Regions from separate parts of the Mus musculus genome. Here regions 1 and 3 are each linked to region 2. The links are chromatin loops, found by intact Hi-C in ENCODE. Cell type or tissue: heart. All regions are shown on one strand.

Region 1 (8,000 bases), 71 kb before region 2:
CAGTTCCCATCTGTGCTGGTTGGCCTTGTGTGACAGGCGCCCTGAGCTGTGGTATTCTAGTCCTTTATGTTATGCTGGATTGACTGAGATGGAGATATTTGACTGGTATTTTACTGGAATAATCTTAAATATTCCCATTTTATTTGTAGACATTTTGGTTGGGGTTATGAGTCTTGTGGTCTTTCCTAGTCTCTGAAGGGAATGCAGGTGCTTATTGCCCTCTTCAAATGTGACAGTCACTAATAGTCACACAGGTCAAATAATTAACCTCCAGCTAATTATACTGTCTTATGAACCACCAAGTTGTATGGAAGGCCAGGCTGGTCTACTGTGAAACCATTGTACAAGGTCCAGTATGGCCCTTCCCATTGGCGTTAGAACCTTATAATATAAGATGAACCTCTTTCTCTGAGGTGCAGAGCAAGGGCCCCATTGAGCTGGGCCACACAAGCTGGGAGCAGGGAGAAGGATGGGTGTTGAATTCCTGAGCAGACAGCCTCCCATCCCTGTTTACTTTAAGGATCTGGCCTGGGCTTTGGCAAGAAGTCTGAACACAGGCAGATGAACTTGGCGGAAAATAACTGAAGCATCCTACATGAGTGACCCTCTGCTTTAGTTTAATTTTTATTTGGGTTTTCTTCAAATATTTTTAAATAGAAAAAAACTTATCTCCCTTAGATCTGTCCTTCTCATAGTGGTCTGCAGGTCCTGTGTAAAAGTGAGTTACTGAAACTTAGAACTGCTCCCCCTTTCCTCCCTCCCTTCCTCGCTATCTTTCCCCTCCCCTTCCTTTCTTCCCTCCCTATCCTTTCTCCTCTTCTTTCCTTGCCTTTCCTTGTTTTAAAGCTATATTTATTTCAACTAAGCTGGCATTTAATAATGGATCTTATTTAGAAAAACAACCTAAAAAAACAAACAAAACAAAGCTTCACTGTGTCTCTGTAAACTTTGAATGAAACTTATACAGCTTATATTTAACAAGACAGTTTGCTTGGGTTGAATTCATAGAATTACATGATCCACTCTCTAATGCCATAAATTCAAGTGATTAAAATCTGTGCTAATAGTGAGCATAATTCCTATTGTTAAAAAAAAACTTGTTTTCAGAAAAAAATATATAATGTTCTCTCACAAAAATGTGTACCTTTACAAGCCAAGAGATGGAAAACCACAGAACAATCTTTAGTCAATTTGGGTTGAAACAATTTAAATAACGACAGAGGAAGTGGGACTATTTTTAACCACTGTAATTCTGCAAACTTATTTTTAAAAAGAGTGATGACATACATTAAGTCCCTTTTATACTAATAAATGTCAAGAAAATCTGAAATTTTGGTTTAAGAGACATTCTGAGAAAGACGATGGGTCAGGGGGTAAAGGAACTTGCTCCCAAGGCTAATGAACTGAGTTTCCTCACAGGCTCCACATAATGGAAGGAGAGAACTGGTGTCTAAGGGTGGCCTTCCGACCTTGTGTGCTGTGGCATACACACATGCACACATACAAAATAAAGAAGTGTGAAGTAAAATAACATACAGGCAACACATATATATATATATATATATGAGGCTGTTCACCAGTCCAAAATGAAGCAGAAAACAGTAAAGATTGACATGCAAAAGGCGGCAGGGGTGGGATATAAGATTGATTGACACTCTACCTGAGCCTCTTCCAGCCATGATAAAACTGCCTGGAATATCCCCTTATCTCAGGAACCTGGGAGAGTTGAAAATCAAAACATCACTGGGAACTTCACTCCATCCCTTCTCTCCCTTCTTGCTCTCTTGGAGCCTGGCCACAGCTGAGGAGGTGGGACACATCTCCACTTCCCTCCGCACCTCCTCCTTAATGAACTACACTGGGGGGGGGGGGTGTTCGGGTGCTCTGATCGGGAATCTCTTTGTGAACCCAAAAGGTCCTGTTCCCCAATTGATGCTTGATCGATCATTAAAGATGCTAGCGGACAAGGAGTTGGGCGGAAGAGGCTGAACTTCCAGCCTCGCCCCCCCCCAACCCCCGCCGCCCCCAGGAGGCAGGCTAACAGACACAGGAGGGAGAGCCAACAGCCATGTGAGAACTCAGGTGGAGCGGCCATTGGCCTCTTCCCTGACGGGACCTGGGGTAGCAGGCAGGAGATTAGAAGAGCAACAAAGCTGAAGGCAGATTTAGGGTGCTGAGCTGGGACTAAAGGTAACTGATCAATCAAAGTTGAGGGCAGAGTTAGAAGTACTGAGCTGGGAGTGAAAAGAAGGGTGTGGCAGCCAGGGGAGGCTTCCCGGCCATTGAGCTAAAGCATATAAAAAATAAGCTTGTGTGCCCGTGTGTGTGCCCGTGCCCGTGTGTGCCCGTGTGTGTGTGTGTGTGTGCCCGTGTGTGTGTGTGTGTGTGTGTGCCCGTGTATGTGTGTGCCCGTGTGTGTGCCCATGTGTATGTGTGTGCCCGTGTGTGTGCCCGTGTGTGTGTGTGCGTGTTGTGTGTGTTGTGTGTGTGTGTGTCCGTGTGTGTGTGTGTGTGCGCGTGTGTGGATGTGTGTGTGTGTGTGTTGTGTGTTTCATCCTCAGATCTGAGGGAACCTGGGTGGGGCTGGTAGTGCAGTCTGCCCAGAGCCTCAAGCGGGGTAGTAGGAACTACACACTACACTATACCCTTTCCTGCCATCGTTCATGCATCGGTACAATTCTAGTGTCCTGAAGAGGCACTAGAACTAGGAAACTGCTGTGTCTGCTTTCTAGATTCATATCTGTACCCAAAACCAAAGAAAGGAAGGAAGACAAGAAGGGAGGAAAGAAGGAAGGAAGGAAGGAAGGAAGGAAGGAAGGAAGGAAGGAAGGAAGGAAGGAAGGAAGGAAGGAAGAGAAAGAGGAGCAACATTTGGTTTGGTGGCACTCACCACTGAGCAAGACTATTACTCCAGGCAGATGAACGACATCTGAGATCCAAGTGCCTCCAAAACAAGCCCATATGAGTCCATGACTTACTATGCCGCTTAAGAAAGAGAGGCCGCGGAGCTGCTGTCCACTTGGGAGAAATGGGTGCTCACTAAAGCTAATGCTCTGACCAGTTCTGTGAGGTCCAAAGCCACAGGGATTGGACAGCGCACCCCGTGAGGCCTGATGACTGACAGCCATCGGCATGAATGAGCTAGATGCTGCAGCTCCTGTGTTAGCTGTCTATCGAGCAGAGATTCGGAACACCAGCTCTTCGTACAGTGGTTCATTAGCAATCTTCATCTATTTCGGTTTTATTAAGATAGGGCCTCATTCTGAAACCCAGGCTATCCTTCATCATACTCTATGGTTCAGGCTGGCCTTGAACTTCTGACCGCCAAGTGCTGGAATTATGTGCACTGCAATGATTACTGTTTAATTGGTAATGCTAGTCTCAATAATGACTGTGATAGGGGCAATGAGCTACATCCCCAGGGCATTTTCAGAGTCTTTTAAGTTATTTATTTCTATAATTTATCTTCAGACAGCGTCTTGCTATGTAGCTGCCCAGCCCCAAACTCACAATCCTCCTTCCTCTGCTTCCAATTCGATAGCACCCCAAAGCCGGATTAATAAATATTATCTAATAAAATACTTGTAAAAGAGAGTGTGCATGCAAATGTATATTAATGCCATCTGAGAGAGGCCTGCAGACCTCCACCATGCCCTTTTGGTGCCCGTGTCAGGCATTATTAGTCGATCATGGAAACCTTTCCTCTGAGTTTTTCTGACGGCCTTAGGGACATTGCATGTTCTCCCTCTCTCGGAGTAAACGGAGGACTCTGAATCCCAGTCTGGAAATTCCTCATCCAAGAAGTCACAGGTACGAGGCAGGAAGGTCAGACGTAAAATCCAGTCAGGCTGTGTGTGACCTATGTGATAAGGATCTGGTAAGCTATGCTTACTACTGTCACACAAACAAATCCTGGTTGAATAGGGACCAAAGACGTTGAACAAGCTCTGGCAGGGATTGTGGGGAGAGATTGGTCATGGATGGAGATAAGGGGCCCCGCTGAGGTAAGGGTTTGACATTACTAAGTAGCTTCTATTGTTAGCATTCTGATTATAACATTCCTAATTTGAGACAGGAAATTCATAAATGCAATGCTCTCATTGGATTTTTAAAAATCAGACAATGCAGCTGTACAGATAGGTAAATTAGATCAGCCCATTAAATTCTGTAGCAGCGTTCATTCCAAGGAAGTAGTCTGAGCCGTTGGCGACATCCCAGATCAGTCCTCGATCTGGTACGACGGGCTTCATCTCCCTCCTTCTACACTGTCAACATTTCCTATGAAAATCACTTCATCTCACAGTGGAAAACTAACTTTAAAAATAAAATGAAGAGAAAACAAAACATAATCTCTGGAAGGCAATAAGAACCACATGCCTCTTAAATGAAAAACATTCTCTTTCTCCTTTGTTCCTCATAAGCAGTTTGCCAGAGATGCAGCCCGCAGCTTTGAGCCATTTACAAAAACATAACGAAGGCTGATGCTTGCACGCAACGGCTAAATTGCGCCCACAGTGACCAGGAGGCCACTCTAAGGCCTCCACTTCGGTTGACTTTACCGTAGACGCTCCTCCCTGACCACAAACCAGTGATGTTTGTGGTAAGCCATCTTGTCACAGAAACTTCTAGGCTCCTGAGAAGGGAAGAAGATTAAGGAGAGAGAGCTACATGGTAGCAAGAGTCACAAATACTACAGAGAAAACAAATGCCCCTAAATTGAGGGGTGTCAGCTAAGCCTTCCATCTATCCACCAGAGGGCACCACCAGAATGCACGAAGCTTTCTGAAGAGGTGTTGAAAGCCCTCCCCACCTTGCAAAGAAAGCAAGTTCGGTGCCATCAGAATGCCCCCACCCCATTATGCCGGTCTGTCCTGTAGAAGTCAGGTAAGATGTGTATTCCTTTTATAGGAGATTGATGAACTGTCTGCTACCCTTATTGCTAAGGTCCTCTCTAATTGCCAAAATCGTTTGATTGTAAAAGCTGTGCTTTGACAATAAATGCCAAGTGTGTCCTCTGTACAAAGTTCTGACTTGTCCCACAACAGTTTAAATGAACAATAAATAGCGTCTCCTTGTCTGCACTCTGCAGATTAATAAAGGTCTTCAGAGATAATTACAAAATACATGCAACCACTGTGGAATTATAAAACACAGAAGACACGGCCTGGTTTGTCCTGCACTGTTAAATTCCACTGCTCTTCACGGCAAGAAGGGTGGCTACTGTCCTTTTGGCAACCAAAGAGATCCTTTAGCCTCATCTTTGGCTTTTGTTAAAAGACAGAGAGACGACCTAATCTTTATAAACAAAAGAAAACAGGAAGGTTCTGGTGGGAAAAAAAAACCACACCAAATTTCACAAGGACAAAGCAGAGAATGATAGTCCCTTGGATGGAAAGCGCAGAGGCCAGGCAACTAGAGAAGGCAGACAGGGAAGCAGAGACGATTAGCCAAGGTGCAACGATGTTGAGGTTATATTACTAAGAAGCCTAACCTTCAGCACCTCTGCCTGCCCCAGGGTGACTCACGTGCTTCTAAATGTATCGGTGTGCCTGCTTCGGATACTGTCTGTTATTTCTGCTCCCTCTTCCAAGGCATGTAGGCTGTCTCTGAAGTTACTGTGCACAGTGCTCTCTCCCCTCCAAACTCAAAAGCCCAGAGAAAGTTCAGGTGGAAAGCTCCTGCTCTGGACAGCGTAGGCACCTCACAATGGAGGAATTATTACTTTATGCTCCTTGATCTAGGTCAGATACAGGCGAGAGACTGCTAGAAGGACAGAGGCCGTGTGTGACACTGTGCCCTTCTGTGATACTGTGGCCAAGTTATCATATCAGCCTGTCTTAGAAAAGGTATAATGACTTGAACTGGGGAAGCCAAATCCAGGTGGGGCTCCTGCCTCATGGTTCCCTGTTACTTGGAATAGACATCTGCCAAAATCAAACCTTTTTTTTAAATTGACTTTGTATATAGTATTTGAAGTTTAACAGAGCTGTTTTTGATTAGAACCAGAGCCAGCCTGCATGTTTTTAGGTATTAAAGCCTAATGCAATTATATTATTATCTTTAAAAAAGATTCTTTTATTGGTATAACTTTTCTTTGAAAATACATTGCTTTTTAATGACTAAAGTTTCTGCTGTTACTTAGGGAAAAAAAATGCTTCCCCCAGCCGCCCCTCTGCAAGTGAATAAATACAGGAAAGAACTTGCTCACTGGCGTGGACTCAGCCTCTTTGTAAGTCCTAATATTTACAGTGTAGGAGGAAGGCACTTCAGTGAGTCATGGGTTTACACTTAGCAGATGGATTAAGAATAAAAATTAACAGCACAGTTTCCCTTAAGTAATAAGGAAAATGTGACTTGTCACACATTGACTTTCTGGGTCAGTGCTTTTCCAGTCACTCTGCAGCCTCAGGGTCACCCAGGGATTCCATAAAGAAAGGAGGGGGCACTGTGATTGGCGTTCATCTTGAATTTTAAAATGATCTACCGTTTCTACACAACACTACCAACCACTGTGAAGGCCATGGCTCTGGAAGGGAGAGCGTAGGAGCCCAGAGTGCGAGCCTTGTTCATTTCAAATGAATGATCTTTCATTAAATTTCCCTTGCAACAGGACTGGAGATGCGTGCTTTGTTCATAAAAGAAATTCTCTATCCTGATCTTTAGATGTGAGTTTAAAAAGCAAGAGAGACTCTAAGGTTTACAAATGAAAGAGGAACAATACCATTCAGAAAAATGCTAGCAAGTTCTAGGCGGATCTAGTAAAAACCGGTCCCTGGGAAATTCGGAATTAAAGAATAATTGTAATTTATAAAAAAAGAAGAGATCCAAAGTTTGATGTTTTGTTTGCCCCGCACCTAGATAAGGCATCTGGAATAAATACATCCACCAAAGGCAAATTATTTGAGTCTATACACTCCACTATACATTACACACTCCACAACTCTACATTACATTCCTTGGGAATTTTTCAAGATGGAGAGTTTTGCAGGTTGAACAGTGTCCTCCACAGTGACCCCCGAAGTCTTTACCCCCACTCTTTTCTCCTCAGTGACCCTAAAGTCCCCACCCTCACACATGTAACCTTATCTAGAAACAGAGTCTTTGCAGACTTTATTGTTAATGCAGTTAAGATGGCTTCCTGGGCTGTTATCAATTACAACTGTGTTCTTCTAAAAGGGGAGTTTGATAACAGAGACAGATACACACAGAACTAGGTGATGTTAAAACATGAATACAGGGACTGGAGGGATGGCTCAGGACTTAAGGGCACTTGCCACATAATCGTGAGGGACAAGCTGGGTTCTCTCTACATGTTTATAACACCAGTTCTATGAGAGATGGAGACAAAAGGATAGCTAGGGTTTGCCGTATGCCAGCTGAGCTGGAAAAGACAAAAATGTACATCCAAGAAGAAATCTTGCCTCAAAAGACTAGAAGAAAGATGGTAGAAAGGATACCCAGTGTCCTCTTCTGCCTACAGGTTTACTCACAGGTGTTCATGTGCACATGCCCTTGTGTGCACACATGCAGAAGTGAACAAATGAATCAATACATGAATACGAAAAACAGAAGAAAGACCAAGGCATACTCAAAGTTGCCAGAAGCTAGCAGAGAAAGACAGGGCAGACTCTCCCTTAGCCTTTGGAAGAAAGCAAGTGCTGGCCAGCAACTCCAGACCTCTCTCTCACAGTGCTACAGAGACCACATTCTGTTAAGCTGCTTAGCGCACAAGTACTTTGTGATGGCTGTATTAGGGCTGGGTGCACACTCTCTTTTTGATATATGTCTTTGAGGTTGCTATTATCCACCAAGTCTCTTTGCCAGTCTGCAGAGTGCAGAGGCTTTGTCCAGATTGCCTCAGGACATGACCACCTGGTCCGCTTCATGCTGCCATCCCTGTGAGGCCAGTTCCTTTCAAAATCTGCCAGACCAAAACAGAAAGAAAGTCTGTTATAAATGTTCACATAGCCCATTAGGAAGCCAAGTACAAACTTGGCTTT
Region 2 (8,000 bases):
CATCACAAACACTGACTACTTAACTCCCCCATCCCCAAAGCTGTGACAAACTCATAGGCCCTGCAAATGCCACAAGAAGGTCCTTACCTGACTTGCCCACGCCCGCTCTTCCAAATATGGCCAGCTTGACCTCTGCGCTCTTAGCCATGGCTGGTAGTGACAGAGTTTAATGTTCAGATTCCAGATGTGAGCAGATGGTTTTGATGGTGGCCTTTAGTTTCACTGTGTCATCGCCAGTCAGAAGAGTTCACAATCCTTCAAAGGAAAGAGAGTTTGGAAATAAATTCATATCTTCTGAAACATCAGGAGTACACACACACACACAGACACACACACACAGACACACACACACACACACACACACACACACACACACGCACGCGCGCGCGCACACGCGACCTTTTGTCTTATCCTATCACTGTGGCAAAAACAAGGGAGAAAGGGCTTATTGTTGTTGGAAGTTCAAGCTATAGTCAGTCGATCATGGCTGTCAAGAAGGCAGCACAGTAGCAGTGTGAAGCAGTTGGTCCTGTCACATCTACAACCAGAAAACCTTACAGGATCAACGCAGGCCACTGTTCACCTCGCACTGGGCGGGGCTTCCCATCTGAACTCTATCAAGAGAACCTCCCACAGGCCTGCTCGAAACTCCGTCTCCCAGGTGATTTCCAGAATTCTATCAGGTTGATAATTACCACTGGCCTTCACATCCCCAAGTGACGTATCTTCTGATTGGATTTTCACCACTGTCCAGAGAGAGGGCCATAGGAGTAACTCACTTAAACCACTTAACTAGTAGTAAGTGAAGTTGGGACTTAAGAATTTAGATCTGGGGCCGGAGGGATGTTTCCGTGCTTAAGCACAAATCTTGCTCTTTCGGAAGACCTGAGTTTGGTTCCCAGCACTCACATTACCCAAAGATCTCTTGTGGTCTCTGTAGGTACTGCATTCACAAGTACACACCTCCAAACACACATATGCATAACTAAAAATAAAATAAACCTTAAACAAAAAGAATTTAGAACCCTTTGGCTTTAAGGCATGTATACACATCATATCTCTTAAATATGTTTCCTCTAATAAGTTTTTATGAATAAATTGTTTCTTGGTATAATTGATAATAAATGGTATGTGAATGAATGCATTTATCACCTGTTTATAAATACTCAACATATAAATATACACAATGGGGAGAGGCTCTTGGAATCTCTTTATTGAACAATATGCATTGATATCAGTCAACTCTATTGCTACACCATCCAATTTTCTATGTCAAGGTTAAATTTCATCCCAGTTCACACTAGGTCACAGGAAAAACTATGTAACAGATGCACGTGGTTCAAAACAATACATAATATCCAATCATACCTCTATGTTTTGCTGGGTATGATAACCTAGCACACAAAAGGTATGAGTTGTGTGCCACAGTTGGAGTCCCTTTTAAAGATGAACTCAGGCAAGCCTGATTACAACAGCGCCCTCACACTGGAAGCACGGCATTGTCTACAACCCATGCTCATTGTATTCAGGATGCTCCTTAGCCATGACATCTGGAGTCTTTGTTGGCTGTATTGTATGCTGTGTAGGGAATTGAGTCTAAGGCCTCACTCCAAAGGCAAGCAAACATCTTGGCCACAGGTTACACCATCAGCCCAACATCTGGGCTCTTAATACCAAGAAAATGTAAACTTGGAAAAGGCCTTCGGTGTGGATCAATCAAAGCAATCTCCCAGCCAGCGCAGAAAGCTTTTTCCTCTGCCAGCCAACTCATCTGTGTCTGCTTGGTCACTTCCAGGTATCCAAGATAAGTTTATGTCCTCTGAAAATAGTGTCTTTAGTAGGCAGCCTTTTCCAACTAGGAAAACTCCCTAAACTATTTATTATATTAGGCTATGGTGTGTCTGTCACTTGTACCTGTGATGTGCTGGCTCGGCTCTATAAAAACAAGTCCTTTCTTATGCTCAGATCTGGCTATGCAGCCTGGCAGCCCTTAGAATGCTACCCCACCCCAGGCTTCCACTTTCCAGAAAAGTTGAAGCATTCTTTAGGGGCCACACAGCAACGGAGAAAACTTGCTTGAGGTCTTGACTGTCCCCTCCCCCTCTCACCATATGCACAGTTGTCCCCAGGCACTCACTGTTTTAATGACTAAAAACACGGAGTTCCCTTCTTCACAACTTGACATACAACCTGACAAGCTGTCACAACAGAGCTCTGGATATGTTCACTGTGGTTGCCCCCTAGCACAGCCAACCATGAGAAACCTCCCATCTTTCCCACGGGCTAAGGGACTCCCACTGCCTGAACTCCATCAATGGCTGACATGAACTCCAAACCTCACTTTATATACATCAATTCAGTGGCACGGGAGTTCAGAGGTCACTCACTGTTCTAGTCTGTAAAGTTGTATTTGTGCCAGGCATGGTGACACACACCTATAATTCCACAATTTAGGAAGAGGTTCAGAGGCCACTCTCAGCTGCAAAGCCAACTTGAGGCCAGCCTGGGTTACAGAAACTTTCTCAAAAAATCAAAGGGGGTGGGGTGGGGTGGGGTGGGAGGTTAACCACAATCTGTTACCTAAATGTGCTAACTGACCCTGTCTGAGCCAATGTTTGGGTATACAGCTTTTAAAGACAGCCCAAGAAGGGGAAAGAGAAAACAGAGCTCCCTCTGGATACATAGCCCACAAGGAAGAGTGGGCTTCTGTTTTCTCTCTGCTGTATCTGAGCCATTAACATGGGCCTCACACATTTCGGTGTGCAGGTTGCTAAGGTGTGGGTGCTCCTAAGCGAAGAAGAGGCAGGGGTTTAACATCTCCAGACAGACAACGGCAACTTTGTAGTCAGTCTCAAACTAAGATCTTAAATGTCCTACCCCATTCTTTGGCTATAGATGAAGTAAGTCCTTCTTTAGGTGCTGCCCTGTAACCCTAGCATTCGGGAGGCAGGAGTGTGTGTGTGTGTGGGGGGGGAGATACTGAATTCAAGACCAGCTTAGACTACATCATGAGTTCCAGGCTGGTCCACCTATAAGCAGACAGTGGGTCAAAACAAAATTCCTCATTTGTCATTTTATATATCTCCCTTCTATTTAAGGTTTGCATGTTGAATTTGTTTACTAGATTTTTTTTTAACTTACAAACAGCTGCTGGCTCTTTGAAACACAGAGCGTGCTTGTGTACGGAGCATCTGTAGACAATAACTTGCCATTTCATGCAAAAGTATCATCCCCATGCATCTAGAATCTGGCTATAGTCTTCATTTAAAGTAAGCATCAAAGTATATGTTTTTAAAGCCAAGTCAAATATTTCAGCAACTCCCCTTGGCCTCCGAAGCTCACGGGTCTCACATAGGAGAAATTAATTATGTTAGTTAAAGTGTCCCATTTGTGATGTCATAAAGTGTCCCCATTTATGACGTCATAAAGATCCAGCTGCTTAATGTCAGCCGCCTAATATGTTTAGGGAAAAGGGGGGGGCGATGCAACGCTGCCCTCTAAAGATGCCTTCACATTTTATTTCCCCATGAAAATTTGACGGAAACCATCAACGTGTCAATTGTTGTCATAGTAACCTACAGGCAAGTATCTGTTGAATTAACCAGAGACCTTCTATCCCTCAGATCTGAGGAAACTCAATGGTTCAAACACAGGAACTATTCCTGCCGTGGCCTGAAGTTCACTCTCGGAGCAGATTTGCTTTCCCGGAGGCAAAACCAAACAAGTTTCAAGTTTCCATCCTAAAATCACACCTAAATATTTAGGGGATGAAAGGCGTTGCTTTTCCGTATGCATGAAGTCATCAGAGGAAACATTAGAGTGAAGGAAAGACGTGTGTTGTTTCATTTGGTACTACTGACCAATCGTCGAATTCATTGACTCCCTCCACACTTAGGTGTATACTAACCAAAGAGGCTACCTGTGGGGACTCTGTTAGACCTACGACAATTGCGTTTCTAAAGCTTCATCCATCTGTTTATTTACTTAGCAAAAGGTTTTGCTCCTAATAAATCATTTCGCAGACTGTGTTTATCAAGGTCAGAGTTTTCCACTTCCTCTTGAGGCGAGTGGGGGCATCTTTATAATTACATTTTAATGCTTTTATGGCCTTCTAAAAAGAAAAAGAAAAAAAAAAAAAAGAAAGAAAGAAAGCAAAGCACAGCTGTCCAAGACAGCAGTGAATCCAGTCTGATGGTGGTGGAGTGAGATCGCTTCTCTCTGGGTCAGACCTCTCCTGAAATCAAGATTTCTCAGTTTCTCTGCTAGGAATTTTCCTTCATCTTATCACAAGGCAACAGCCACACCAAAGAGGTTGTGACTGCGCAAGCCCCCCGGCTGGCTCGCTACCCTGAGATCAACAGGTCCTGCAGCCAGGAGCAAGCCCACAGTGGGCTGCATGTTCTGCAGCTCACAGGCTCCACATAAAGAGCAGATGTCCCCTAATTCGGAAGGACGCCTTAGGCGCAGGACGCGCTGTCAAGCCTGGTGGCTGGCGTTCACATCTCTCAGGAGAACCCCAAAGTCGCCCTTAGGGAGGGACCCGGAGACCACCGGGACTCACCCAGGGGCTGAGCCCTCAGGGGCTCGTACCCTGTCCTCAGGGAGCCACCTGGACACGTGCGTGTCACTCACCTGTTCACTGTCCAGGCCGGGGAGACAGCCGCGGTCCTCTCCAAGTTCGCAATCCGCCCGCGGAGACTAGGAAGCTCTCCCACCCTGACCCACGCGGGCTACAGGAGGCGTTTGAGAGTTGGGGGGCCGCGATTGCGGTTGGGAGTCGCTGGGGCTGCAAGTGCGGTGCCCGGACGGGGTCTCTTCCCTCGCGCTCGCTCAGACTAGCAGCGCAGAGACTGCGGCAGGACGCGAGCTCCGGCCAGCCGCCGCTGCGCTCCGCCACCAAGATGCTGCAGTGAGGTGCCCGGGCGCCCCCTGCTGGACCAGTCTGCGAGCCGAGCGCCTCACAACCCAGCCTAGCTCAGCGCCAGGCCTGCAGGCTTCAGCTAAGTCCTTTCTTGATTAAAAAGCATCACTTACGCAGTGTTCTCTACGCCTTTTTTCAAAGGATCTTGCTAATACGCCCTGGGAATGTGTTCAGTTATCTTCATGATATTCGAGAGGAAGCAGAGGATTTTTAAAAAAGATAGAAATAAACGGGTCCAAGACTAGTAAATGGCTGGGAGAAAATCCGGAAAGGATCGGAAACAAATATACTTCCAAAGATATAAACACCAAATTTAACCGAAATTCATATTTGTATATATGAGAAAGTCCCCGGTGTGCTCTGTTCCCTCTGGAAGACCAGCATTTATAAGATTTGCTTTGGCGTCAAACCCCATCCCGTTCAAACCTCAACAAAGATAATTAACATGCATGCTATGCTAAGCTAAGCAAGACCTGCTTACATCCCCCATCTCCTTTGATATTCACCTCCCTGGAGGTAAGCATGGCTATTGTAATTGCTGGTCTTTCGGAGGGAAAGGAGAGCTTCTGAGAGGTTAAAGGATTCCCAAAGACGATGGTGGGCATGAACAAAGCAACAGGAAATGTCTATGCCTTTCTCCTTTTTCATTCCAAAGCTGGGTTTTCTTACCAGGGTATCTGGTGACTCACTGAAAGCGAGGCTAGGCAACAGGAGCAGGCAGGGGCCCAGGGCGATAGGAATAATCAGTGGAGCCACTCTGGTGGAAGAAAGTCTCTGCCCCGTGGAGGCAGAGACTTGGCAGGCAGGGTGGATGAAGAGGTTGGACTTGTGATAGCCTCAGCATGTGTCCTGATAACTCACTGAGAAACCTTTAACACACCACATCCAGCGTGAATTTCCAGATCCCCCCTCCCCGACTTCCTGGGGACCCCAGATCTGACCTACAGTGACACTCCCTCCCACATGCCCCAGCACCCTGCCAGTATTGGGCTTGCTTTGCATTCTCTCAAGTTTCTCCTTGTTCTGCTAACCCTTGACATTCCAGGGGCTGGAAGAGTGGGGGAAGAGTACTGTGTGTGCACCCATGCTCTCCCCCTGTTGCAGGGCCTGCTGCACAATGATCAAACGGATGCAACAAGACCATTTGAGACATGATACATCTAAATTGTTTATCCACTGAACTTGGAAGAGCTATTTAGTGTGGACTTGAAGACATGGGTCCCGTCCTTGAGAAACAGCGATTTCAGCATCTCGGAATACAAACGGTCTTAGAGCCTACAGTAAGAAGACAAATTATATTTGTAGACAATGCAAAATTCTATAAAATTCAAATTGTGTGGAATTTTATAGCATTAATATCGTCAAGTTTCAACCTACCTTCTTTTCCTGTCATGCTTTGTAGAGCAGTACTTGATAAAAATGTCTATAAAGATGATACATTTTAAATATATGATATTTGCAGTATCTATGATTTATGTCTAGGATAAAAATTAGAATATATATATAATGTATATACAATATATATGTATATACTTTTACAATGACTTAAGTCTGAGTTTCTATTATGCCTTTCCTATCCAATAGATCTCGCTGAAGAGGTCACAAGCTCACAAGCCAGGTTTCATGGGAGCAGCCTTTCTCATCTTGTCCCATTAGCTGTCTCTCCATATCCTCTTGTATAGCCCTTATAAGCCAGCACTCCTCTCTCAATAAGGAAGGCATTAGTGTGCGCTCCTGCAGTTTCTTCTGAAGTTTTTATTAGCCTACAAAAAGTAAGTTTCACTGTAGCATTTTTCAAACAATGTTTGTTGTTTCTTGCCCCCTTCCTTATCCTCCCTCTGTTGAGCCCCCAACTGCTTTCTGCTTTCAAGTCACAAACGACCTTTTGTGCCCAAACACCTCTCTGCCCCCCTTTCATGGTCATCTATGGAGTTTCATAGTCTACAGCTACTCCCACTGTAAGACTCCAGGGACCCTTATCTTACCGGGACCCCCCACCCCCACCCCAGTGAACCACGTGGAGCTGGGATCAATGCAAAAAGCAAGAAGAATTGATTGTTCTAGTGCACTGGGGTCGTCCCAGACTGGAAGGAGAGGCGGCGACCTCCGGCACCGTTGGGGAGTTTTTATATGGTTTCCAGAGGCAGAATAGAGCATCAGCAACTAGGTACAATATGATTGGCAGAAACAGTATACCCTTTAAACTGATTGATCTTTAGGGAATGAGGGGACAAGGACTTCCCTTGTCTGAAGGTGGGCAACAGTCAGTCCTGAGGAATGGGTTCCTACCCGCAGGTTGGTTCTACCCGGTGGTCTGAGAAATGGTAATTAGCTTCTCCCTTGGGGGAGGGGGCAAGTATTTCATGGCCTTCCCAAAGTTCCTAAGCTGACCTTTCACCACAACACCCTATGAATGTTCTCACATCACGTGACTTTTAGGTGGTGGGACCCACACCTATGACTGTTAGGAGAGACAACCTGTGCTTCTTCATCTGAGACTTTCTATTACCTTAGAGGTAACCTTGACAATTACATCCACTTCCCCGCCAGTTTCTTAATTTCATCTTTCTTGACAGATGATTAAAATTCCACTGTGTATGTACACACATATTTGAGACTCGTTCTTCCGTCAATGGGTGTGTAGGTTGGTTCTAGATCCTTGTTACTGTGGATAGAAAAGCAGTGGACACATGAGGTGTTCCTGCAGGTGTCACAGAGAGAAGAGGAACCTCACAGAGAGGTAGGAATGAAAACCTCGTGCAGATTGATTTCAGCAGGCTTCAGGGGGTATCAGGTCAGACGATTCATTGTCAGCGTATTTAAAACAATACAATTTGGAAAAAAAAGTTTCCAGGCAACAACCAGTCCAATTCCAGGGCACAATAAGGCTTATGGTGTGACTGCTTAGAAACTCTTTTACAAAGTACATGTCACTACCAGGCCAGGCCCTGTAGCTAAAAGGCCTAGAATTTAGTGTGATCTCTGACTAGTAGCATGGAGGTTAGCCAGCCATAAAGTACATGTGACATCTTCGCTATGATAGATGCTGGTCTCAGGAAGGAAGAGTCTGGGATAACCA
Region 3 (8,000 bases), 120 kb before region 2:
ATGACCATGTTACAGGCTCTTGTGGAGGAACACCACATGGGTCTCATCAAGAATTTCACTAGCTTACAGTGACAACCTTTACCCTTCCAAATCTTTCTCAGGATTGAGGAGATGGCTAGGTGTGTAAAATGGTCTCTGTCCCAGTGTAAGAACCAGAGTTAGGCTTTCTAGTACTCATGTGGCAAAAAAAAAGGTGGGCGCAGGGGTCTGTCTTAGTTGTTGTTCTATTGCCATGAAGAGACACCATGACCAAGACAACTCAGAAAAGGAAGCATTTAGTTGGGGCCTTGCTACAGATCCAGAGGCTTAACCCATCATCATTGTAGTGTGAAGCATGGTGGAAGGCAGGCAGCCACAGTGTTGGAGGAGTAGCTGAGAGCTCACGTCTGATTGGTAAATTGCAGGCAGAGTGAGAGGGAGACTGGGCCCTGCTGGGCTTTTGAAACCCCAATCCCACCACAGTGTCACACCTTCCCCATTAAAGCCACTCACTCATACTCTACCTAGAGCACACCTCCCAGTCCTTCCCAAACAGTTCCGATAACTGAGGACCAGACATTCACACATATGAGCCTGTGGGGGGCATCCTCATCCAAACTGTCACAGCCTGTGGGACACCAGCATTGGGAATGGAGACCAGAGGATTCCAGGGGCCCACTGGCCAGCTGCTGCAACTAAAATGAAGAGCTCCACATTTGTGAGTGTCTTAGGGTTTTACTGCTGTGAACAGACACCATGACCAAGACAACTCTTATAAAGACAATATTATTTGGGACTGGCTTACAGGGTCAGAGGTTCAGTCCATTGTCATCAAGACAGGAACATGGCAGCATCCAGGCAGGCATGGTGCAGGAAGAGCTGAGAGTTCTACATCTTCATCTGAAGGCTGCTAGCAGAATACTGGCTCCCAGGCAGCTAGGATGGGGGTCTTAAAGGCCACACCTACAAGGCTACACTACTCCAACAGGGCCACACCTCCCTACAGTGGCACTCCCTGGGCCAACCATATGCAAACCATCACAGTGAGAAATCCTGTCTTTAAAAAAAAAAAAAAAGTGGATTTAATAGAAGATATCCGCCATCAACTTCTGGCTTCCAAACTAGCATACATGAGTGAGTGTTCTCATAACACACATGTATACAACACACACACACACACACACACACACACACACACACACACACACACACACACACACACAACTCTGTCATAGAATAACCAAAGTTATTTTCAGTGAACGGGATTTAAGTAAAGTTATTATCTTAGCATAAAATATGGATACTTTCTTAAGATCAGAAAAAGCTGTAAACTGAAAATCTGGAGCCTTGGACTCTTTGTTTCAAGCAGACGTCAAGGAGTCTGTCTCATCCAGCTGGCCTCACAGCAAATGCCCAATCTAGAGCCCTCTCTGAGTAAGAGCTGCCACTGTGCCTCCCAGATCTGAGCACGGGAGGTGTGACGGTTAGTTTTAATTTTCAATTTGCTACAACCAGGAATCACCACCTGCTCACAGAATCTCAATGATGGCTTGGCTAGATCAAGTTGACCTGTGGGCACATATTCAGGGATTGTCTTGGTCTTCTTAATTGCTATGTGACGTCCTAGCTTCCCATATCATTTAAGGGCTGCACCATTCCCCTGGGTTGAGGCCCTGGATTTTATAAACAGGGTGAGATTAGCACCTTGAAGGTGTGAAGAGTGGGGAAAGGGTATCTCTTCCTTGCCCACACCATTGACAGATAAGAGACAGAACCAGCTCTTCCAGGATCATGTCTTTGGAGCTAACTCTCTCAAGATGCCCAGGCAATGGGGGGAGGGCCAGCTCTACGAGTGCTCAGACATCAATATGACCTCAGCCCAGACGAGGGGTATCCACATGACCTTTGCTGTAGGGACAAGGACCCAGACATAGCCCTTGGAGGCAGCACGGGCCAGGGCCTCACAATGAATGGCCTTGGGTTGGCACTGCCACCTACTCACATCAGGCCGTTCCAGCTACCCTGGAGTCTCCAGTCCCGCCTCTCTTCACTGTGCACACATCCTCTTGCATCTCTTCCCCGCCCCCCATCATTCTTCTCCTTACTCATCTTAGTGGGGCCCAGGGCCTTTGGGTGTCTGTGGTCCTCTTAAGCTTGGTTTGCCCCTGGAACCCAGGCAGTGATGAAAAAATACTGTACCTTGCATTCTAAGCCATTTTTCCTTCTAATAATTGAAGTAAAATGTCACTCCAATGTCCTCCGGTCGTGCAGAATAGGTGGCTGCTTCCCGGTCCCACCCTTGTTTCTCTGTAGGTAATGAGTATCTCGGCTCCCTCCGCATCTTTTACATTTTTTTCCTTATCACTGTCTTTCATCAACTTGATTTTAACGATTATGTTACTAGTATCTTCAAATATTTTATTGCTGGAGTTTTTTGAGTTTTTTAGATCTGAAAGTTTACAATTTGGATTTTCCTTTCAGTAATGATTTTCTCAATTATTACTGATTGATTTTGTTGTTGTTGTGTGATTTTGGGTTTTTTGTTTGTTTGTTTTTGAGAGAGGGTTTCTCTGTGTAGCCTTGGCTGTCCTGGAACTCACTCTGTAGACCAGGCTGGCTTCACACTTATATAGATCTACCTGCCTCTGCCTCCTGAGTGCTGGGATTAAAGGTGCAGGCCACCATTGCCTGGCTTAGTTAAATTGTTTTGTTGGTTACATGTATTTTATGCAGGCAGGGTGTTCTGCCTGCATTTATATCTGGGTACCACTGAGGATGTGGGATTCCATGCAACTAGTTATAGAGAGTTGTGAGATACCATGTGGTTGCTGGGAATCAATCCTGGGTCCTCTGGCAGAGCATCCAGTGCTCTTAACCATTGAGCCATCTCTCCAGCCTACTACTAGTCCTTGCCCCACCAATAGTAATCTCTGCTTCTGAGAGTTCAGTCGTATCACATGTTACTCTGCTAATAGAGTCTACGGTCACTTTCTTCCTCATTGTTTCATTTCCGTCATTCCAGTTGCTGTGCCATCTCTCTGATTAGGGTTTTCCAACACCCGATTTGATGATAATCAAGCTCAGTATGTTATCTTTTTCAGGAGAAACCACCTTCCACTCACACTGACTGTTTTTATCTGCTCCTGTGATGCTCAGACCTCTCCTTACCTTCCTACCTCCATGGAGCAAGTCTGTAAAGCTGTCCCAACTTCCTTGTTTGATAATGATAGCATCTCCCACTCTGTTTCTATTTGCCAGTCCTTAATCCTATTTCTTGTCTCTTTGCATACAGATTTTAGATCATCTATGAACCATCTTGGTTTCCAATCTTGTCAAATCTTGCTTGTATACTTTTGTAATAGGATGTTGGATATACTTTTCTAGAACAAAAACCAAGTTTCCTGGATTCAGTGTTCAACTTTTTAAGGTACTATTAGAGTGGCTATAAGTAATAATACGAATTTAGTCTCACACCTAAGGCAAAGTTCTCCTCCTTCCCTGGTTCCCCAAGCTCCCCTGTATCATTTGTACACTATGAAGATATTTCGTTGTGGCTGATGCGAACACAAACTGTCCTTAGTCCTGTATATGCTCCTCCCAATGTTCATGGATCTGTAACTCTTGTTCTGGGTAGTTTTCATCGTTGACTTGATTGTATTAGTCAGGCACGTCTTTGAGTGTGGCCTGGAGACCAATTCCAGAATCCCCAGAGATTAAGAAAGGCTTACTGGGGAAGACCCACTTTTTGAATGTAAGCAATGTCCTCCCATAAAGCTGAGATCCAGATGTGAACAAGGTCCGGTCCCATTCCTGCCATTATGACCTGAATTCTTCACACCATACGCCCTCCCTTGTGTTCCCTCTTCCCTTAAGTTGGTCCTGGTGTAGGAAAGTGACCAGTGAAGCCCTTCTCTGCCCCTGTTTCAGCCTGAACCATGCCTGTCACTGCTTAGCCACAGATTCTGATGAACTTGGCCTCCTCAAATTCTGATTTTTATCTCAATGAGCTCTCAGGATCTACTCTATCATTTGGAAGAAGTTATTTCTAGTACTGTGATACGTGAGAATAAACAGGGCTCTTGCCACTGCGTTGCGCCTACATGAACGGCATGCGTTTGATGTGGGAGAAAGGACCCCATCCTTAATTTATTAAATAAATATTGCATCGCTAGCATTCATCAAAATGAAGCGAGCCTGTCAAACAACTGATAGTATTAGTTTGTTTGCAATCTTTATTTGTGTAGAAGCTTGGGTTATGAGAGCGGTAACTGAGTTATAGCAGTATACTTGCATGTTCATTAATCAAAAGATGGGGTTTTTACTTTTGCATGGTCTAGCCTGGTTACTGTACTGGTTGCACATTTGACTTCCTTAGTTTAGTTTTGTTTATGTGTTGAGTGCTGGCCTGGGTGTATGCATGTGTACACATATGTGTAATGCCCTTGGAGGCCAGAAGAGGGAGCTGGGTCCATTGGAACTGGAATTGCGGGCACTTGGGAACCTTCACGAGGGTGCTGAGGAAACACCCAGAGCAGCAAGAGCAGCAAAGGCTCCTAACCGCTGGGTCATCTCTCAATGTTTATTCAAAAAGGACATTCGGGTTTTCACCACCTTAGGAATTTGTTTCTAGCAGGGACTGGCTGAGATACATTTCCTAGTAGAGATACTCAAGGACTGGCTCTAGAAGGCGACAGATTGCAAACAGCAGCGTCCCTTGTGTGTTCCCCTTCGATCGATCGACTGCCTAATGGACATCACCACTGCAGTGCCTCGCTTTCCTCCTTAGCAGACGTTCTTGCTGGAATAGGAGTTTGTGACTTTTGGCTTGCTTTCTGCCCCCTGTGCACCTTGAATTCTTTCCTTCAACTTCCCCACACCCTTCTTCCTCTAGAAATGATACACGTGGCCCTTGGATCTCCTCCAGGGTTCTGCATTCATCACCACCTTTCAGGTCTTCATATTTTCATTCCATGCTGTTTCTACAACTTAGAAGATTTCCACCCTCTCCTAGACTGTTCTAATGAATTTCTTAAATCGTCAAATGGGCTATATAAAATTGCATATTCAGCATATTTAGACATATTTACAGGGGATGAATTAACAAGGGAATAAAGAAGGCAAGTTTTTTCTTAACCACTTCATCTTGTATCTTCATCCCTGCAATCCAGGCTAAGAGCTGTCTGGCTCATCCTGTGACTTCACCCCTGCAATCCAAGCTAAGAGCTGTCTGGCTCATCCTCTGCCTTTACCCCTGAAATCCAGGCTAGAAGCTGTCTAGCAAGTTGGTCGTGTGGGCTGCAAAGTTCGACTCTGACTCTCAGTTAAAGTTCTGGCTCTACCCTCTAACCCACCATGTAGACTTGGTGACATCACTTCCTTTCCCACTTGGGTCAATTTTACTTCTACACAGTGATCTCAGCACTACTGTCTTAGAATAATTGTAACAATTAGTGGAGAAAAGGAATAAAGAGCCTGAGTATTCTAAAAGCGGCATCTACTATTATTAGCAGGAGCTATTTCTTTCCAAACCAAGCTCCTTGGCCTTCCTTTCTGCAATCCAATTGCTTCCCATGCCTCCCCGAAGCTCACAAACTATTCACAAAAGAATTCCAACAGAATTTGAAAATTATATTTTTTATTATAATCACATAAAACGAAGTCAGTTACACCAGATTGTTCAAATACATTGGTGAATTAAAATCTTCGCTGCTTACAAATTTTATACATACTTATATGTATACATATAAATACATCATAAAAGATATATATTTTATTCTAAAATAAAGTGGCCAAATCTCAGGATATGGGGCAGGAAATGAAGAGAAGGATCATAAACTCTTGGCAGTTACATAATCCTTTTGCCAGCCAAGCATCTACTTTGTGCACGCTCGTTCACGTAGAGTGAATTTTACTCACCCATTATTTTTCTGAATTCTCCCATGTGAATTAATCTTACCCAAAGGTTAGAAGGTTAACAAGGCATGTGGCCAACTTACTGAATCAGCGGCTGGCTCTTTCTGAATGCATAGGATTCTGCCTTTGCTTCCAAAGAGAAATAACTAAGCGCCATAATTTTCTCAAGAGGGTTAGCTTCCCACTACGGTGCTAATAGAGTAATATACAAACCAGGTGTCTCTAATTGCAATCCTCTACTAACATGCAGTGAGGTCAGGAGTGGGCACAAAGATTCCTAGTGGGTTTGTTTTTCTTATCACCAAGGCTTGGGGAAGCAAAGCCACAGCACGGTGTGAATTGCGGGTCTTGTTTCTTTTGTTATTAAGGAAATAATAGAATAGGGTATGTAAGGACCGCTGTAGATTATTGAGAGAATCAATTTTAATTGAAATGGGCAATTCCATCACAAAGTCAGTAATAACATTTCAATCTAAAAATAAAATAAAATGTTAAAGAAAAATGGCATAATTTAAGTAAGGTAATAATAATAACAATTAAAAAAATCCTCACTTCAAATGGGAACTAGAATTCTGTTCCCCGGCTCTAATCGCTCAGCTACCTTCCTCAAGTTCACACCAGACATCACAAAACCTTATGGTGACCTTTGTAGTCTTCCACAAGATTCAGAATCTTAAAATGCCTTTGAAAAGACTTCAACTTGTTAAATCAAGGCAGAGATGCCTACAATTAGCCTCCACGAACCCAGCCACTTCAGCATCTTTGGTGGTTGCATCTTCAAACTACATTTGCACGGATCCTACGGCAAGCAGGGAAGGGAGAGACTGTCACAGCATGGGGCTGCAGAAGATACTCAGAGAATTTCCCAGCATATAGTGGAGAGGGACCCACGAGAAACCCTGACATCCCCCAAACTCAGAATAAGGAGAAGGACATCTTGGCTGTGGCTAGAGGGGCAGCAGGAGAGCCAGGAAGGCCTTCCCACGTTCCAGCACATTTCGGCAAGACCTCTAACTACTGATTTTGGTGAGCATCTTGTTAATCGCTTGCTTGACGTGTGTGGTGGAGCTGCGGCGCCTTGTCTTGCCCTGCACCATCCTTCTGCGACGCACCTCTCGACAGAGCTCATAGAACACCTCCGTGATGTTCCCTTCTCCCGTGCAGGCGGAACATTCGTAAAACGCACACGCCAGTTCCGTCGCCAGCTTCTCCCCTTCTTCTGTGCTCACTTGTCTGGAGTGGTCCAAGTCGGCTTTGTTTCCGACCAAGATGAGAGTCACGTTTTTGGGTTTTTTGACTTCATCTAAGATGTTCTTCAGCGGCAGCACTTCTTCGAAGCTCCCTCGATCGGTGATGTCGTAAACCAACACGAAGCCTTCTCCCCAGCGCATGTGCCCTTCCCTCTGGATGGTGTCTTCCTGTGGGCAAAGAAAAGAGCTGCAATCAGGAGACCTGGGCCTCATCCCAAAGTGCACAATGTTATTGCCTACTAATCCCTTAATTGCATCGCTTCATATCCGTTTGTTATTAAACATCTTGGCTGTCTTCCTGGATGAACGTATTTCCTTCATTAGTTTAGAAGGTAAGTACAGCTCACCCCCATTTGTCTTAATAACCTTCTTGTTCAGTTTATAGACCATTGATAACCCTAGGAACAGAAAAAGAAGTAATAAGCTATATAGAATCTACTGTTTAAGCTTGAGGACTAGGACCCCGCACCCACCCATCCACCCCCCATTCCAATATTCTAATCTGTGTTATAGATCAGTAGTGATAAGGAAAGTTCTCCTGCGGTGACTGTCAGAGCAGTGGCTTCTCCTCCACGAGAGAAGAACACACAGTCTGAAGGTGTCTCTGGCTGGGTCTGGATGCACCTGAGTTCCCTGTACTTAGAAGGCAGAGGTAAGAAGAGGTCATGTTCAAGGCTAGCCTGGGCTACTAGTAGTGAGATGAAGAGACACTGTGTGTGAGAAGAGAGACAGGAAGTGTGAGGGGTAGAGGGGAAGAAGAAAGAGAAAAAGAAGAAGAAGAAGAAAAGAAAGAGGAGGAGGAGGAAAAGAAGAAAGAAGAGGAGGAGGAAGAGGAGGAAGAAGAAGAGGAGAGGAGAG

What was found. Hi-C counts contacts between places; a loop is a spot of excess contacts. Peaks named below come from ENCODE experiments on the same cell type or tissue, not always from the same donor. Only the 100,000 strongest peaks of a DNase experiment are listed, where the experiment ranks them.
Region 1: a loop joins it to region 2, with 11 times the contacts of the local background. A loop is called at or near these places in 26 of 42 quality-filtered maps.
Region 3: it touches region 2 in a loop (9-fold over the local background); 15 of 42 quality-filtered maps call a loop at or near these places.

Annotation. Positions count from the first base shown.
Region 1 is chr6:137,094,211-137,102,210 of GRCm38, forward strand. All of the region lies in intron 2 of Rerg (RAS-like, estrogen-regulated, growth-inhibitor), which reads right to left. Among named protein-coding and RNA genes, the nearest start is that of Gm52923, 14 kb to the right of the region's middle. In heart, a CTCF peak has its summit at 4,756 (motif pointing right); no DNase peak of the experiment used is centred here.
Region 2 is chr6:137,164,848-137,172,847 of GRCm38, forward strand. Rerg (RAS-like, estrogen-regulated, growth-inhibitor) reads right to left here and starts at 4,871. Exons shown (of 5, transcript NM_001164212.1): 1 at 4,633-4,871; 2 at 88-255. The coding sequence starts at 148. In heart, no CTCF peak of the experiment used is centred here; a DNase peak (open chromatin) is centred at 4,914; H3K4me3 peaks cover 893 bases; H3K27ac peaks cover 1,326 bases; H3K27me3 peaks cover 391 bases.
Region 3 is chr6:137,049,231-137,057,230 of GRCm38, forward strand. Rerg (RAS-like, estrogen-regulated, growth-inhibitor) reads right to left here. Exons shown (of 5, transcript NM_001164212.1): 5 at 5,595-7,310. The coding sequence ends at 6,903. Among named protein-coding and RNA genes, the nearest start is that of Gm52923, 59 kb to the right of the region's middle. In heart, a CTCF peak has its summit at 4,426 (motif pointing right); no DNase peak of the experiment used is centred here.